Linked DNA regions of Homo sapiens: regions 2 and 3 are each linked to region 1. A link is a loop called in an ENCODE intact Hi-C map of the cell type or tissue named here. Cell type or tissue: OCI-LY7. All regions are shown on one strand. Links, peaks and the distances in the headings refer to the core of each region. The heading gives the core; the rest is flanking DNA.

Region 1 (6,376 bases), core at 1,478-5,477:
GGTGAGGCATTATTTTGAATTTAGAGACTGCAGAGGTATCCTTTGCTCTGCATGTCCTCAGCCCAGCTCAGCAAGAGGGACGCAGGAAGCGGCTCAGAAGACCCTAAGAGGCCTCTCCTGGATTCGTCCAGGATCTTGGCAGCACAGATGCTTTTTTTTTTTTTTTTCTCACTCTGTCGCCCAGGCTAGAGTGCAGTGGCGCGATCTTGGCTCACTGCAAGCTCTGCCTCTCGGGTTCATGCCATTCTCCTGCCTCAGCCTCCTGAGTAGCTGGGACTACAGGTGCCCACCACCATGCCCAGCTAATTTTTTTTATTTTTAGTAGAGACGGGGTTTCACCATGTTAGCTAGGATGGTCTCGATCTCCTGACCTTGTGATCCACCCGCCTCGGCCTCCCAAAGTGCTGGGATTACAGGCGTGAGCCTTTCTTTTCTTAAATTCTCTCCTGGTCCAGAGGCCCAGGCAGGGCCTTCCCACCCCGAGCAGGAGGGCTTCAAGCCCAAAGCCCTTCAACGATGCTACTGACTGCGCTCTTAGATCGGTATTAAAGCCTCATCTTTACCCAGAACTCCTGGGGTTCCCCCCAAAGCTGGAGTCTCTCCCTGAGACCCAATTCTAGTTGAAGCCTTTTTTCAATAAAACGAAGATGTCATCATTCTAAATATTATTAGGTATTCTCACTAAGAAAGATCCATTTACCACATTATCTTAGCTGGCAAAACCTTATTTTTCTTTTAATTTCTCTTTGAAGACATACACCTATCTTCCTTGTGGAAAATAACTGCCTGCAGAGGGCTGTCTGTCTGGCACCTCATTTGAGCAGGCTGTCGGCAAAGACCCTGTCCGCGAAGTACAGTGGAAGTAGCCTGTGGCATGAACTTGCTGTAGGTGAGGGAGACAAGCTGTCCACAGGCCTTCCCCTCTTCCTGCACACACTCCAAGAGGCCAAAGCCCTCCCAGCTGCTCTCAAGATGGCCCTTTCCCCCAGAAACACAGGCTCACCCTGATGCTGCTGAACACACACACAGCACTCAGGGCCCGCAGGGGCTAGCTGAGTTTGAGCACCAAGAATGTAACCCCTTCCCCAGACCTCTGCACAATTCTATCATTCAAGGATATGAAAGCCACTCATCAGTTCTCATGCTAATTCACACATTCACTCACTCATTCACTCATTGATACATGCTAAGTGCCTGCTAGCAGTTGCTGGCCTTTCTGTAACACCTTCCACTTGGCTGCCCTCCCCACTGAGACATGTTGTAAACTACCCTGTTCTTTAATTCCATCACGTGCTCATTTTGTCTTTGTAGGTTCTTCATAGGAAGGGCCAGATGGCATTACTGTGGTCCTCTTCCTCCTTGTCTGGTAGAGTCGCCCTCCACATGAGGTAGCTGGGGCTGTCCAGAGAAGGATGCGTGGTACTGAGAGGGGCGGAGCAGCTGAGGGAACAAAGTCAGAGAGACCCAGGATGACAGAAGAACAATGGAAAATAGGGGCTTCCAACCCAGAGGGATCTCCTAGAACCACACGGTTCTCTGATACGTTATTTCCAAGTGAAGCCCACCCTCAATGTAAAGAAATGTTTCTGAATGGGTCAAAAAGCCATCAGAGCAAGACCAGCCTGGAAGCTCATTCTGTTCTGGGCTAATGTCTGCCTCGATGGTAACCCCTAGTCAGAAGCTCCGCAGGAAGCAATACCAAGAGCCACGCTCCAATTCCTGAATCTGCTTTATTTCTCTGCATAAGGAACCCTGAACAGGCAATTCAAATTAAAACAAAATAAATATATGAATATTCATGTAAAACTGTCCTTTCTAATGAACAATTATACACAATGTACAATTTCATGTTCACTGGGTGGATTTACAAAAATGTACCATTCCCAACTAAAAATGCACCAAAATGGTTTCATGCAAACTTATCAAAAGTGACCAAAAATATGGAGGGAAAAACCTGACTGAGAGCACTTCGTTTTTGTTGTTTTTGTACAATCACAGAAAAATAAAAACATCTAATTTCTTTGTTACATTTAGAGTAACTAAATGTGGCCATTGTTTATAATGTTGGTTTATGTTCTTATAACATCTATGTAGTTACCATAAAAGTATATCAACATCAAATCAGAAGTGAGCATTATTGAGGGAGAGAAGGGAGGGTGAGAGCACCCGCACGGTCAGTAGTCAGTGTCGGAGCCCTCGGCGTTGTCCACGTTTCTCGAGAGCATGTAGTTGTCCATGTCGATTGAGCGGCAGTTGTTGATGGCATAGCGCAGGCGCTCGGCCATGACCAGCTGGCTGGAGTACGGGGGCAGCCTCAGCTGGAAGAAGCAGGTCTGTGAGGTAGGCAGACTGTCGTAAGGCTGTGGAGAGAGACCCAGAGCCGTGACTGGGGACATCAGAGTGCCATAAGGGGGAGTGGGGCTGCCCATGACCTCTCCCTGCCTTCAAGATGGAATTAACATGGCCACATGGTTAAGTCAAGTGGACACAGAGACTGGGCCAGATAGAATGAGCTGAGGCCCTACTGCCCCGTGGCCCTCGAGGCTCTGGGTGAAGATGTTCCTTCTTGTCCTCACCTCCTCCAGTGCCTGTGTGTGTAAAGTGAGGAGAAGCTCTGACTGGCAGGATTGCTTGAGAGAATACACTACGCACAGCGCCTGGCACAGGATGAGAGTGTAGTAAGAGGGCACCTGTCCTTCATACCCATCCACCAAGAGGGTGCAGACTGGAAGCCAGCTGCAGGGATGCCCCCACAGAGCAGGTAGAATGGAAAGAACGACTGTGAGGTGCAGCTGGCCATGGGAGCCTCTTTGCCCCCTCTCCTCTCCCTGTCCTCATGTGCATTCTGCCTCCTTTGCAGGCGCCATGGCTGCCTCGCACAGCTCACATAAGGAAGGGGCAGTCAATTAAACTCCAGTCCATCCATTCAACTGACGGTGATGCATCATTTAAAATGATAATTATGATGACTGGCAGCAAAACAGAAAGGTGTTCAGGATACATTAGGAGGTTAAAGGCAGAAAAAATTCTAGATACATCATATAAAAATTTGTACAATTGAGGCAAAGACTATGAGGAATTTCACAAAGGTAAAAATAGCTACTACTGGAGAGACAGGATTATATACGTTCCCTATCCCTCCTTGCAAACATAACTATTTTCTAAACAATTTGTAATAATAGTAATGGCATTATAGTGTTTTTATAAATTTTTAAAACGTTTGCTTAAAAAAAAAAAAAAGAACCTGTCTTCTCTCACTCAACCTCCTCTTGAAATCAGCCCTCCTCCCCAGAGCCCACACCTAGGTAAGCCACATGTCCTGCTATGGGAGGTGGATGGCCCAGCAGCCCAAATGCACCAGAGCCAGTGATGACACAGCTCAACGCAGAAAAACTGAAAGCAGCAAGGAAGGGAGGTGCCACTAGGTGGCTCTGATGACCTAAATGTGAGTACTGTAGAAATGATCTAAAAGCCACAGAGGAACCGACCACGGTAGTCAGTTACTGATGCTGACAACCCTGAGACCGGAGATTAGTGGTGGATTAACTCCTAGAACGGCAGGAGTAGCCCAGGACAGATATAAGGCAAGGGTTGTTTCCAGAGCTGAGTAGAAATGAGCCATTTCCTCCTTCCTACTTCTCTCTGAAGCAACAAAACAGATTTACAACTTACAGTTCTTGGCAAGTCATGCAGAAAATTTATGGAAAGGCTCTTTTATAATCCTTCCTGCACGTGGCTTCTCCAGCAAGCCTAGCCCAGGAGCAGAGCAGCAGCCTGCAGCCTCAGGAGGCAGCACAGGGAGGAATAGCTTTGGCTACACCAGAAAGCCAGACACTTAAACTGGCAGGAAGGGCCTGTGTGTGAAGAGGCCCCACTTCCCTTACTGTTTTCTGAACAAACATCATGGGCCCTGCTCAGAGAACTGCCCAGCTCATGTGGGAGAGAGGGCTTGTGAAGAGTGGGGATGGAGACAGAGGGAGGAGAGGCACTCCTAACTGAATGCAGTAAGTTCTGGGTTTGAGGGCTGTACCCAGTGTTCAGGAGGTGGAGAGAAGGAGTCTGGCTAGGTCTGCCTTCAGCAATGGTAGGGGCACTCCTGGAAAGCATCTAGGAGGGGTTCTTGGAGGAGATGACTGGCATTGGGCTTATAGGATGAGTAAGTGCTTGCCAGAGATAGAAGGAAAGGGGTGTGAAGAAGGACTTACTAAAGCAGAGGGAACAGGTTACATAAAAGCACAGAATTTTAAAAACAGCCTGGTCTACTGGGGAGAAAGGCAAGCAGCCCATTATGACCAGAACATGAGAAGTATCAAGACGTCACATCAGAAAGTGGGGCAGAGGCCAGACTGTGGAAGTGTTTAAGGCAGCTAAGGTCATTGGCATTTATTTCGGAGTCAACAAAGGGGGTCTCTGAAAGGTCTAAAAGGAGGAGAGTGACATGGTCAGACAGGTGCTTAAGAAAGATGACTCTGGCAGCAGTGTGCTTTTCAGACTCTAAGCCCTCTTATTCCTAAGCCATCTGTCAAAATCACAGCTGGGCTGGGGCTCTGCAGCTGGGGCCTTTCATCAGATGGCAGAGATGCAGCCCTGCCTGCTCCACAAGGCACACAACACAAGTGGGCACAGAGGTTATCGTTGCTCCCCACATCTTTGGGTTCCTTCTGGGGCACACCCACCAGTTAATGGTTAATATTTTCATGAAAACAAACAAGGCCATGCCTCAGCACAGGAAGAGGCAGTATGATGATCCTTCTGCCAAGTTCAGCTTTAACTCAGGAAGATGCTGGAAGATTTAGGGAAGGTTGTTGGTTGTAGTATGCTCTCTTCATCCACTTAGGACTCTTCCCACTGAAGCTAAATGATATTTCTAAACAAATTTTACTGCTTGATTTTTTTCATTAATCTGGAAATTCTAAGTATTAATAAGCATGAATCGGCAGGCCTACTTGAGGGTCATAGTTTGTTTTCCCCAACATAAAAGCAACAAGGCGCAGAGGGCCAGGCGTGTTGGCTCACGCCTGTAATCCCAGCACTTTGGGAGGCCAACGTGACCAGATCACCTGAGGTCAGTAGTTCAAGACCAGCCTGGCCAACATGGTGAATCCCCGTCTCTACCAAAATATACAAAAAAATTAGCCAGGCGTGGTGGCACGCACCTGTAGTCCCAGCTACTGCGGAGGCTGAGGCAGGAGAACTGCTTGAAGCTAGGAAGCGGAGGTTGCAGTAAGCTAAAATCATGCCACTGCACTCCAGCCTGGGCCACAGAGTGAGACCCTGTCTCAACAAAAACAACAATGAAGCAATAAGGCAGACATTACAAAGGAAAAAAGAATAGCTTACTTACCCTATCAACCTTCATGATTTGAAATCTCTGAGAAATGTCAGCAGTGTTGGCTGGTAGTCGAGATCTTCCTGACACAAACCTCATGAAAAGCACCCGCTCCTCATTGGAGAACTCTTCCAGCGTGTGCCAGAACCACTGCACCAGCTGATGCTGCTCATCCACCTCACGGTACCGCACCACTTTCTTCAAGACTTCCACAGAGATCTCGGGCATCCCACACACCATCTGCTCCAGTTGTTTTGCTGTGAGGAGGGACAGCAGCGGCACAGGAACAATCCAGGACATCCCTTCTCGGACTGCAGCCACCTGCTCCCGGGAGAGGTTGCTCATTCAATGAGTGTGCGTGAACCTGGCACCCACCAAGGGCCCTGTGGGGCTAGGCGCCTCCTGATGCCTGCTCGTCCGCTCCCCAGACCCTCTACTTGTTTCTCAGACCGCCAGGCACGAGAGTCAGTCAAAAAGGCCCACCCTCCCTGCCTCTCAACCCTTGTTAGAGTGCCTCCCTGCTGTGGGATTCTTACACTCCTGGTTCCAGTTCAAGTCCAATTTAGGAGCCTGCCTTCCCTCTACCACAAAATCTCAGCCCACTGGGGCCTTCCCTGATGCCAGCCCCACTCACTCATATTCCTAATCATATGTGCCCATGTGCTGTCAAACTATGCATGTGTGGACACTTCATCTCATAAAGGTAAGAAGCTTTGGGGGCACTCAACTAGCTGCCTACTGTTTTTTAAATTTATATTTGTCTTTTGAAAATAATTATATCCTTTTTGTAAAAATTATTTGTGCTCATCGTAAAAAAAATCTGAAAAGTACAAAGAAGAAAGTAAAAATGGGAAGTCCTTCTTTAGGAAGGCAATAGAAGAGGCAATGAATTTAGTGAAGAGACTTGGGTTCTAACTCCCAGCTCTGCCAATTATTAACTCTCTTAATTTTTCCGTCTGAAAAAAGCAGATATTGCTGCTCTCATGTGGCTCTGATGAGAACTGTATATGAGTAACTACATGAAATTCTGTGTGACTGGGTAATTCT
Region 2 (5,147 bases), core at 1-4,000, 140 kb before region 1:
GTGCTGGCAAAATATTTTAGCTACTGCACAAAACACTGCGTGGCACAGTACTTTGAATTCCCAGAGAGAAAGGCCCAGGGGTCTTGTTGGAGGGTATGTAGGAAAAGGAAACCTACTCCCAAGGCAGAAGGCACTCCCAGAGCATGCTTTGGTAATTATGCAGGCTGGGAGGAGGCAGGCCATGGGTGGAAGAAGAAGGAATGGAGAGGAGAGGAAGCCCGGAAGGAGAGAATCACAGGTTCATTTAAAATAGATGCCAGCTAGGGGTTTAGTCCTTCTCTGGCTTGCTGTGTGAGCTTCTGCAAGTCACTTCACTTCTCTGGTTTGGGCCATATCTGAAGAGGCCTTCTCCAACTGAGACACTCAAGGATGCCATGCATTTTTCCAAGTCACTAGGAAACAACGCTCCAATCGCATACCTTTCATTTGCATTATTGTAACCTAGACTGGTGTCCAACTCTTTTTCATAAACAGTGAGAAATAATGTCATTTCCATGATTGAATCAAGCACACCAAGGGTGTTATAGAATCACTTTTCTTGCTTAGCAGTTCTGGGCAGCAGAAGAGACTTGCACTCTAGATCCTGGAACAGCTGAGCTTTCTTGGGAAGATTCCAGACAGTTATTAACCCAATGAGTAACACCCTATGTGCCATTCTGACCCTCTGGGCTACAGTAATGCAATCTTCTATTGCTTTTCTCTCTTTTAAGAAAAGCCATCAAACAAGGGACTCATTCAAATTTTTAACCACAATATAAACAGACATTTACACAAGAGCAATTATAAATAGCACATGTGCAAAAAAAAAAACCTGCCTACTGGCATCCAAAGATATGCTGCAGAAAGCAAATTTGGGACTCTATTTAAAAATCTTTTCAAAAATGCCTTGAAGCAACAATATTCAATGTACCTGATGTTGCAGCAAAATTGATTTACTGATACAATATTGGTGGCATTCGAAATTAGTAATAGTTCCTTTGGGAACTAATATGGAAACACATAGGAAGAACTATATCCATGATTATTCAGAAGTAATGCAATAAAAATCTGCATAAAGAGGCCAGCACAGTGGCTCACGCCTGTAATCCCAGCACTTTGTGAAGCCAAAGCAGGAAGATCACCTGAGGTCAGGAGTTCGAGACCAGCCTGGCCAACATGGTGAAACCCCGTCTCTACTAAAAATACAAAAATTAGCCAGGGGTGATGGCGGGCTCCTGTAGTCCCAGCTACTCAGGAGGCTGATGCAGGAGAATAGCTTGAACACGGGAGTTGGAGGTTGCCGTGAGCCGAGATCACACCAACGTACTCCAGCCTGGGCGACAGAGCGAGACTCCATCTCAAAAAAAAAAAAAAGCCTCCATAAAGAAGTCAACATCAACAATATCTATTGTAGCAAAAAAAAAAAAATACTAAACTTGAGGGAATTGCTATATAGATTTTGATACAGCCACACATTTGCCTCTTATACAGCAATAAGGATAACTGTGCAGATTGATAGCAGTGTAGAGATGTTTATTATCAGTCAAATACAACAAACTTCAGGATCACATAGGCATTATGATTATAGCTCTGCTAAAAGTGTGCATACGCATCTGAAAGGGCTGGAAGGTATTGAAATAAAATTGGCTGTAGTGTTTGAGAGGCAAAATAGTATGGTTTAAATTACTTTTAATTTTCTGTTTATCTCCAACTAAATAAAAGAAAGCATATCAGTTGAAAAAGAATTAACCTTATCACCAATGTTTCCCACTAGACAATGAGAGCAGGAACCCTGCCTGTCTCTTTCAACAGCGTTTGCCAGAGCATGTGTCTGCCACATGGTAGGCGCTCTGTAAATATTTGTGGACTGATTGACCACTGCTGTCAGCCTCTCTGAACCGGTTTAGTAAATTGCTGATATAGACCTCCTGTTTTCACAAAGATCCTTCTTGCCATCACCTCCACAGTCTCAAAAAGCACCTTCATTTACAAGCAGGCTTTCAAAACCCAGCATCTTCCTCTCTCTCAGTGTCACTGGCAGAAGGAGGACATCACCTTAAAGTACCAGACTCTAGGGCCAGCCTGTGTTGGGAGAACCCCCCCGCCCCTTCTCTTGCAGCTTCCCCCGGGGGGGACAGATCTTCATGGGGACACAAGGGAGAGTAGCTTGATCCCTAAATCATCTGGACACTAACATTTTGCACCAGAAGATGGCAGTCTACACACCTCCTTATGGTGCAGAACCCACACCTTCCTTGACACTTTGACAGTTAATTGTTCAAGTCAAGTTACTCAGCCTACCCTCCACAAAGGTGGGCCAGGGTGAGGGTGTGACAAGGATGGCCAGGGCCTCAGGCCAAGATCAGGAACAGATGTAGGCAACTGATGCCTGCTGTGCCTGATGCTGGGAGAGATGGCACCTCCCACGTTTCACATTTCACAGCTGGGGAAACCAAGCTTCACAGAGGCTAAGACACTGCCAAGTCCCCCACTCCTAGTAGAGAAACACTGCCCAGACCCGAGCCCCGCTCTCCTTACCCAGCACCCACCCTCCTTCCACCATACCGTACTGCCTGCCAGCTCTCCAGCAACAGGAGTCTGTGAAAAAATGGGCAAGGATGTTTCTGAACCCATGGTTAAATGCTTTTAAAAATCACCATGTCAAATTATAAAATTGATCAAACCCTTTGACCTTGGAATACCACTTTGGGAAATATGTTCCAAGGAAACAAAATATGAAATACATATTTATAAATAAGTTTATAAAATATAAAAATGAAACAAAAGCACATATAGAGTTGTGTAGAACTGAGCTTGATACTGCAGTTAAAACCAGAGGCAGCCCAGATGCCCGACCGTGGGGAAAATTGTGCCGTGGTCATTATACTCACACTGGAAATGGCTGTCATGCAGATTAGCACCGACGTCCAGCCTGTCACGTGGGGACTGTTATACTAGTTGTTAAAATAAGTATTTTCATACCAACTGGTAAATAGTAGAGCCAGAGTGTCCTCCAAGCCTCCCTTGCCCCTCTACTGGGATCCTCCTGAACTCCCCCTGATCTAGCAACTAAATAGTAAATGCCTGGCCCAGCAGCCTCCAGGATCCCACATGAAGCAGTGGTCAATGAACATCTTAGTACTAGTTATTAGATATTTTTTAAACCTCCCCTGGCTAAGATTCTGTATACTCATGGAAAAGCGACCTTATTTTGGAATGGGACAAGATATAGGAATATATAAAGAAAGACATTATGTGACTTAACGGTAAGTAAAAAGAAGCAGAAATTAATACAAGGAATAGCAGTGAGGCAAATTTTATTTGTATAAACAAGAGTTTCTAAGAAGCCACAGAGTCTAAATATTTGGTAAACTAGGAGAGGGGAGATTTGAAAAATTTTGTCAGTAGCCTATTTAACAACCTTTCCCCTATTTCCTTCTTAAAAGAAAGTTGCACGGTGGCTCACACCTGTAATCCCTGCACTTTGGGAGGCTGAGGCGGGAGGATCACCAGGTCAGGAGATTGAGACCATCCTGGCTAACACGATGAAACCCCATCTCTACTAAAAATACAAAAAATTAGCTGGGCGTGGTGGCGGGCACCTGTAGTCCCAACTACTCAGGAAGCTGAGGCAGGAGAATGGCATGAACCCGGGAGGCGGAGCTTGCAGTGAGCCGAGATCACGCCGCTGCACTCCAGCCTGGGCGACAGAGTGAGACTCCGTCTCAAAAAAAAAAAAGTTGCAATTTTGTTCACTTGCCTACTCTTCTGATGACCAAATGCTTTGGGGAAGGTTGAGCTCAGAGGTAGTCTGGAGTGGGGTAGGGGTGTGAGTCCAGAGTGCCTAAGCCAGGCATAGTGGCTCAATCCTCTTGCCAAGTATGGATTTAGGCATGGGCTGATGATATAGTTCTGGCAATGAGGTGGAAGGGAAGTCAGCCTGGAGGATTCTAGCAAGACTTTCTTTGCTCATATAAAGGGACAATGACAGGAACATCCCCTGTGTTTCCTTTGAGGATGTCTTGCTTAAAACTAAAGCAAACACCTTGTTGACCAAAGGAGAAGACTAAAAGAGTCTCAGAGAACCCAAACCTTAGCCATGACACCTTTGAGTCACTAAATTAACCAACCTTGAAGCTACTCTAATGCTAGCCTTTTTCTTGTTGAAATGACCTTAGCTGGGTTTTCTAGTATTTAGAATGTAAGCTGTTTATTCACTATTATAGCCCTGTTATCTATAACACCATCTGGTGCATAGTAAGCCCACCATAAATATTTGTTGAAGGGATAAATGAATAAAAAGGAAGGAAAAAATGAATCCTTGCTGATATAGAAAGGTGTTAAGTTTCTTGGTCATCTTGGTGTTAGATTTTTCTGTTTCATTAAAAAAAAATATTCATTCAAAGCATTGCATGATGTTGACTAGGTGTATTAGTTCCAGGGAATTAGTGTTATGGGAAGTGGCAGACAGATCTGGATTTGAGTCTGGATCTGCTACTTACCAGTCAAGTGTTCTTAGGCAAATTATTCATCTTCACTGAGCACACCTGTAAAATGAGGATAAATTATGGGGTCGCTGTGAGTCTTAAATGAGAAGCAACCACAGAGCTGGGCACGTGGGAGGGGCTCTGTAAGTGTTCATTCCTCACCTTCCAACATTCTAAGTACTCAGGTACCATGATGCCAGGATGAATCAGGCCGAGTCTCTCTTTGACCTTGAGAAGGATTTCATGGGCCAGGGGGAGGACTCAGACATAGCAACAAATCAGCCACGTGACCCACATTAACATCACGGGAAATGGAACAAATTGACATCACATACCTCCTGATATGACACACTGAGATGAACAGAGCATTACCTCTGGGATAGTTCTGCCAAATTAGTACAACAAGAACTCATCACAAGGAAACATCAAACAAACCCAAAATGAGGTACTTTCTACAAAATAACTGGCTTAGACACTTCAGAAATGTTGTCATGAAAAACAAAAAGGAGGCTGGGTGCAGTGGCTTATGCCTGTAATCCCAGCACTTTGGGAAGCCAAGGTGGAAGGATCACAAGGTTAGGAGATCAAGACCAACCTGGCTAACACGGTGAAACCCCGTCTCTACTAAAAATACAAAAAATTAGCCAGGTGTGGTGGTGGGCGCCTGTAGTCCCAGCTACT
Region 3 (5,147 bases), core at 1-4,000, 130 kb after region 1:
TAGATGCCCTTTTCAGGTTAAGAAAGTTCCCTTCTATTCCTAGTTTGTTGAATATTTTTATCATGAAAGAATGTTGAATTTTGTCAGATGCTTTTTCAGCATCCAGATAATCACATTGTTTTTGTTCATTTTTTCTATTAATATGGTGTATTATATTGATTGATTTTCATACTTTGAAAATGGGATACATCCCATTTGGTCATGGGGTACAATCTTTTAGGTAAGTTGCTGGATTTGGTTTGTTAGTAGTTTGTTGAGAATTTTTACATCTATCTTCATAATGGATACTGAAGAATGCATCAGAGTACTTTAATAGCTGGTCTATAGTTTTTCTTTTCTTGCAATGTTTTGGTCCACAATTAGGGTAATACTGGCCTCACAAAATATAGTTGGGAAGTATTAGCTTCTCTTCTACATTCTGGAAGAGTTTGTGAAGAACTAGTCTTAATCCTTCTTTAAATATTTTGTGGAATTCACAAGTGAAGCCATTTGCTCCTGGGCTTTTCTTCATGAGATTTTTCTTTAAGGCCAACAACTCTTTGACTTGCCCTTTGAGACTATTTTCTAGATCCTGTAGGTGTGCTTCAACCTTTTTTATTCTTTTTCTTTTGTCTCCTCTGTGTATTTTCTTTTTTTTTCTTTTTTTCTTTTTCTTTTTTTTTTTTTTTTTTAAATGGAGTCTCACTCTGTCACCAGGCTGGAGTGCAGTGGCACAATCTGGGCTCACTGAAACCTCCACCTCCCAGGTTCAAGCGATTCTCCTGCCTTAGCCTCCCGAGTAGCTGGGACTACAGGCATGTGCCACCACATCCAGCTAATTTTTTTTGTATTTTTAGTAGAGAAGGGGTTTCACCATGTTGGCTAGGAATGTCTCTATCTCTTGACCTTGTGATCCACCCACCTTGGCCTCCAAAAGTGCTGGGATTACAGGCGTGAGCCACCATGCCCAGCTCACTAAGTCTTTCTTCTGCCATCAATTCTGGTATTAAAGGATTCTGAGGCATTCTTCAAAATGTCAATTGCATTTATCAGCTCCAGAATTTCTACTTGATTCTTTCAAATTATTTTAATCTCTGTTAAATTTATGTGATAGGATTCTGAATTCCTTCTCTGTGCTATCTTGAATTTCTTTGACTTTCCTCAACAAAGCTATTTTGAATTCTCTGTGTGAAAGGTCACAAATCTGTTTCCCCAGGATTGGTCCTTGGTGCCTTCTTTGGTTCATTTGGTTAGGTCATGGATGGTGTGGATGCCAGTAGATATTGAAGAGTTAGGTATTTATTGTAGTCTTCACTGTCTGGGCTTATCTGTACCCATCCTTCTTGGGCTTTCCAGATATTTTAAAGGACTTGGGTATTATGATCTAAACTGTATCTACGTTGTGGTTCTTGCAGCCTCATAGAGGTACCACCTTGATGGTCTTGGACAAGATCTGGGAGAATTCTCTGGATTATCAGGCAGAGACTCTTGTTCTCTTCCCTTACTTTCTCCCAAACAGACTGTGTGTGTGTGTGTGTGTGTGTGTGTGTGTGTGTGTGTGTGTGTGTGTGTGTGTCTCTCTCTCTCTCTCTCTCTCTCTCTCTCTCTGTCTCTCCTCAGCCACCTAAAGCTGGGGGTGGAGTGACACAAGCACCCCTGTGGCCAACACCACTATGACTGCACTGGGTCAGACCTAAAGCTAGCACAGCACCAGCACAGCACTGGGTCTCACCCAAGCTTGCCGTAACCACTCCCTGGCTATTGCCTATGTTCGCTCAAGACTCTGTGGTTCCACAATCAGCCAGTGGCAAAGCCAGCCAGGCCGTGTCCTTCCCTTCAGGGGGAGTGAGGTCCCCCAAGCCTCAGGTGGGTCTAGAGGTGCCATCTGGGAGTCAGGGACTAGAGTCAAAAACCTTAGAGGTCTACCCAATGTTCTATTGTACTATGGCTGAGCTGGCACTCAAACCACAAGACACAGTCTTTTTCACTTGTGCCTCCCCTTTCCAAAGCTAGAGGAGCCTCGCCCCATAGCTACCACCACCCCAGGCCACAAGGAGTATTGCCAGACAAGCACCACTGTTCCCTTAAGCTTAAGGCCCAGGGATTCTTAAGTTAGCTTATGGTGAATACTGCCTGGCCTAGGTCTCACCCTTCAGGGCAGTGGGTTCTCCTGTAGCCCAGGACAGGTCTAGAAATGCCATCTAACAATCAAGTCCTGGAATCAGGGATCCCAAGAGTGTATTTGGTACTCTGTCCCTCCATGGCTGTGCTGGTACCTGAAGCCAGAAAGTCTCAGAGGCTCACCCAAAGCCCTTGACATAGCAGCTGGGTATCAATGCTGGTTATTCACAGCCCATGGGCTCTTCGGTTAGCAGGTGATGAATGCTGCCAGTACTGAGTCCTTTTCTTCAAGGCAGTGGGTTCCCTTCTGGCCTGGGGCATGTCTAGAAATGTCATCTGAGAGCTGGCATCTGGAACAGGGAGACTTGCGACTCTGACTGGTCCCCTATCCTGCTGTGACCAAGATGTTATCTAAGACACAAGACAAAGTCCTGCCCACTCTTCCCTCTCAAGTGGAAGAAAGGGGTCTCTCTTGGAGCCACGAGCTGTGTAGCCTGGCATTGGGGTCGGGGAGGCGGGGGGTGAGCCAACACTCCCTTGGTTACCCCAGCTGGTGTCTCAGTATGTCACCTGCCCCTCTGTCCACTGTCTCTGGGACCAGTTCAGCACTAGGACTCGCCTAAGAGTTGCAGTCCTTTTGGCCTAGACTGCCTTTCAAGTTTACTTGGAGACACAGAGCACTATAGCCCTCAGTGGCAAGCCTTGCAGGAATTCAAATTTGGATCACTGGGATCAGCAGTTCCCCTCTGGCTAGGGTTGGTTTAAATGCTCCCTCTGTGCACAGGTGTCAGCTGAGTTTGGTCCAGTTCTCCTTTCTGCTCTAACAGGATAGCATTGAGTTCAATGCCTCACAATTGTTGTGTTCTCCCTCCCCAAGCACCCAGAGACACTCTCTGCACCATACTGCCACTGCTGCAGGGGGAGGAGTGGCACTGCCTATTCAGGACTGTTTTTTCTATCTCTTCAGTGCCTCTTTCAGTGATATGAAGTTAAAACTAGGTACTGTAAGTGCTCACCTGATTTTTGGTTCTTATGAAGGTGGTTTTTTCTGTGTAGAGTTGTTAAAGTGGTGTCCTTGGCAGGGGGAATGATCAGTGGAGCCTTCTATTCCACCATCTTGCTCTGCCTCTCAATTTCCCTTTTGATTTCTGTAGGGTCAGTAGTAATATCTTGTCTTTCATTCCTGATTTGAGTAATTTAAGTCCTCTCTCATTTTTCTTGGTCAGTCCAGCCAGAGGTTTGTTGATTTTGTCTTTTCAAAGAACAAACATTTAGTTTCCTGGATCTCCTCAATTGTTTTTCTGTTCTTTATTTTTTTAATTTCACTCTAATCTACATTAGTTCCTTTTTTCTACTTGCTTTGGGTTGAGTTGACTCTTCTTTTTCTAATTTCTTAAGGTAGAAGGTTAAATTACTGATTCGATATATATTTTTTTTAATATAGATGTTTATAAGCTATAAATTTTCCTCCAAGCACAGCTTTAGCTGCATTTCATGAGTTTTGGTATGTTAAGTTTTTGTTTTCATTAATCTTAAGTATTAAATTTATCTTGTAATTTCTTTCTTTGATCCACTGATAATTTAGGAGTGCACTGGTTTAAAAATTACTGTACTTTCTATTATTACCTACCAAAAGAGTTTATTTTCTGTATTTTGTATTACAAATATATAGATATTTTTAAGTTTCCCCCAAATTTAACATTGTATTATAATACTAAATATGTTTTTTTAAACTATACTCTCCTTATTTATAACCAGTATTCTATTCTAGGCCACTTCTTCCTCCTTAAGCTGACCTTTCTCTCCTTAGCTCTGGTTACAGTTCTAGTAGATGATCCAGTCCACTTATTCAGTTACTACTACTGACCAAGCCATGCCCTAGGTCCTTGCCCTCAGGAACTCATCTTCTGGTGAAAAAAGAGTGACATGTTTGTAAATAAGCAACTAGAATACAATGTGATGTAATGAGAACATATACAAGAAAAACCAAATCTGGTGGGAGAGCAGGAATAAAAAGTTTATCAGAGATGGCATCTGACCTTTGTCTCAAGGATGAGTTAACCAAAAATACTCTCACCAAGAAAACAGGAGTAAGGGAAACAACATCCAATTGAAATTGTCCAATGTACAGTTGAATATATTGTATAGCTAAAATCTCAGAGAAAGACGTGGTTTGAGATACAGATTCACAAGTCCTATTCTCTTACCTCTTGGATTTCATCTGGGACAGTTGAGTCCATCAGTCTGAAGAGCAAATTTCGAAGTGGACCTGCCTGCCTCCCGAGAATGCTGGTAGCTACCCCTCCCGCAAGTGCAAGAGCAAGGTGATTTGAAAGTAGCTTCAGGCACAGCTTGAGAAAACTGTGGTGTTCTCTGAAACCAAATAAACGTCTATGAATTCTCGGATCATAAAAGTGCCTGTGCTATCCAGTTTGGGTAACATTTTTATATCTTTAAAAATTTTGTTGGCTAGGTGCGGTGGCTCATGCCTGTAATCCCAGCACTTTGGGAGGCGGAGGTGGGTGGATCACCTGAAGTCAGGAGTTAGAGACTAGCCTGGCCAACATGGCAAAACCCCGCCTCTACTAAAAATACAAAAATTAGCTGGGCATGATGGCGGGTGCCTGTAATCCCAGCTACTCAGAAGGCTGAGGCAAGAGAATCACTTGAACCTGGGAGGCAGAGGCTGCAGTGAACTGAGATCATGCCACTGCACTCTAGCCTGGGCGACAGAGCAAGACACCATCTTAAAAAAAAAAAAATTTTGTCAAGTCATGAACAACAGTAATTTTTAAAACATGATTTGTGAAATTACAAGTAACTTTTTCCTAGAAGTTATTATCAACAAGTATCTAAGTTTAGCTCTTTTCTAGATTATAAAAAAGTTTCATATAATTTGGGAAACCAAACAAGAAAGAACAGTAAGTCAAAACTCAAAAGGAATAATTTATACACATGCACACACGCGCGCGCACACACACACACAAAGATACAAAACATACATATAACATACCTTGATGAAGGGAAAGGGAGTGGGGGAATCTCAC

What was found. Peaks named below come from ENCODE experiments on the same cell type or tissue, not always from the same donor. Only the 100,000 strongest peaks of a DNase experiment are listed, where the experiment ranks them.
Region 2: it touches region 1 in a loop (5-fold over the local background); 14 of 110 quality-filtered maps call a loop at or near these places.
Region 3: a loop joins it to region 1, with 2.2 times the contacts of the local background. A loop is called at or near these places in 6 of 110 quality-filtered maps.

What each region holds. Positions count from the first base shown.
Region 1 is chr15:63,606,907-63,613,282 of GRCh38, forward strand. HERC1 (HECT and RLD domain containing E3 ubiquitin protein ligase family member 1) reads right to left here. Exons shown (of 78, transcript NM_003922.4): 77 at 5,345-5,650; 78 at 1,712-2,360. The coding sequence ends at 2,175. It also overlaps a transcript of FBXL22 not described here. Among named protein-coding and RNA genes, the nearest start is that of USP3-AS1, 9.3 kb to the left of the region's middle. In OCI-LY7, for the core only: CTCF peaks have their summits at 3,430 (motif pointing right) and 3,636; DNase peaks (open chromatin) are centred at 3,445 and 3,815; H3K4me3 peaks cover 273 bases; H3K27ac peaks cover 906 bases.
Region 2 is chr15:63,464,678-63,469,824 of GRCh38, forward strand. No RefSeq gene overlaps it. Among named protein-coding and RNA genes, the nearest start is that of USP3, 37 kb to the right of the region's middle. In OCI-LY7, for the core only: CTCF peaks have their summits at 2,188 (motif pointing right) and 2,389; a DNase peak (open chromatin) is centred at 2,204.
Region 3 is chr15:63,742,611-63,747,757 of GRCh38, forward strand. HERC1 (HECT and RLD domain containing E3 ubiquitin protein ligase family member 1) reads right to left here. Exons shown (of 78, transcript NM_003922.4): 11 at 5,114-5,147; 12 at 4,308-4,473. Among named protein-coding and RNA genes, the nearest start is that of HERC1, 89 kb to the right of the region's middle. In OCI-LY7, for the core only: no CTCF peak of the experiment used is centred there; no DNase peak of the experiment used is centred there.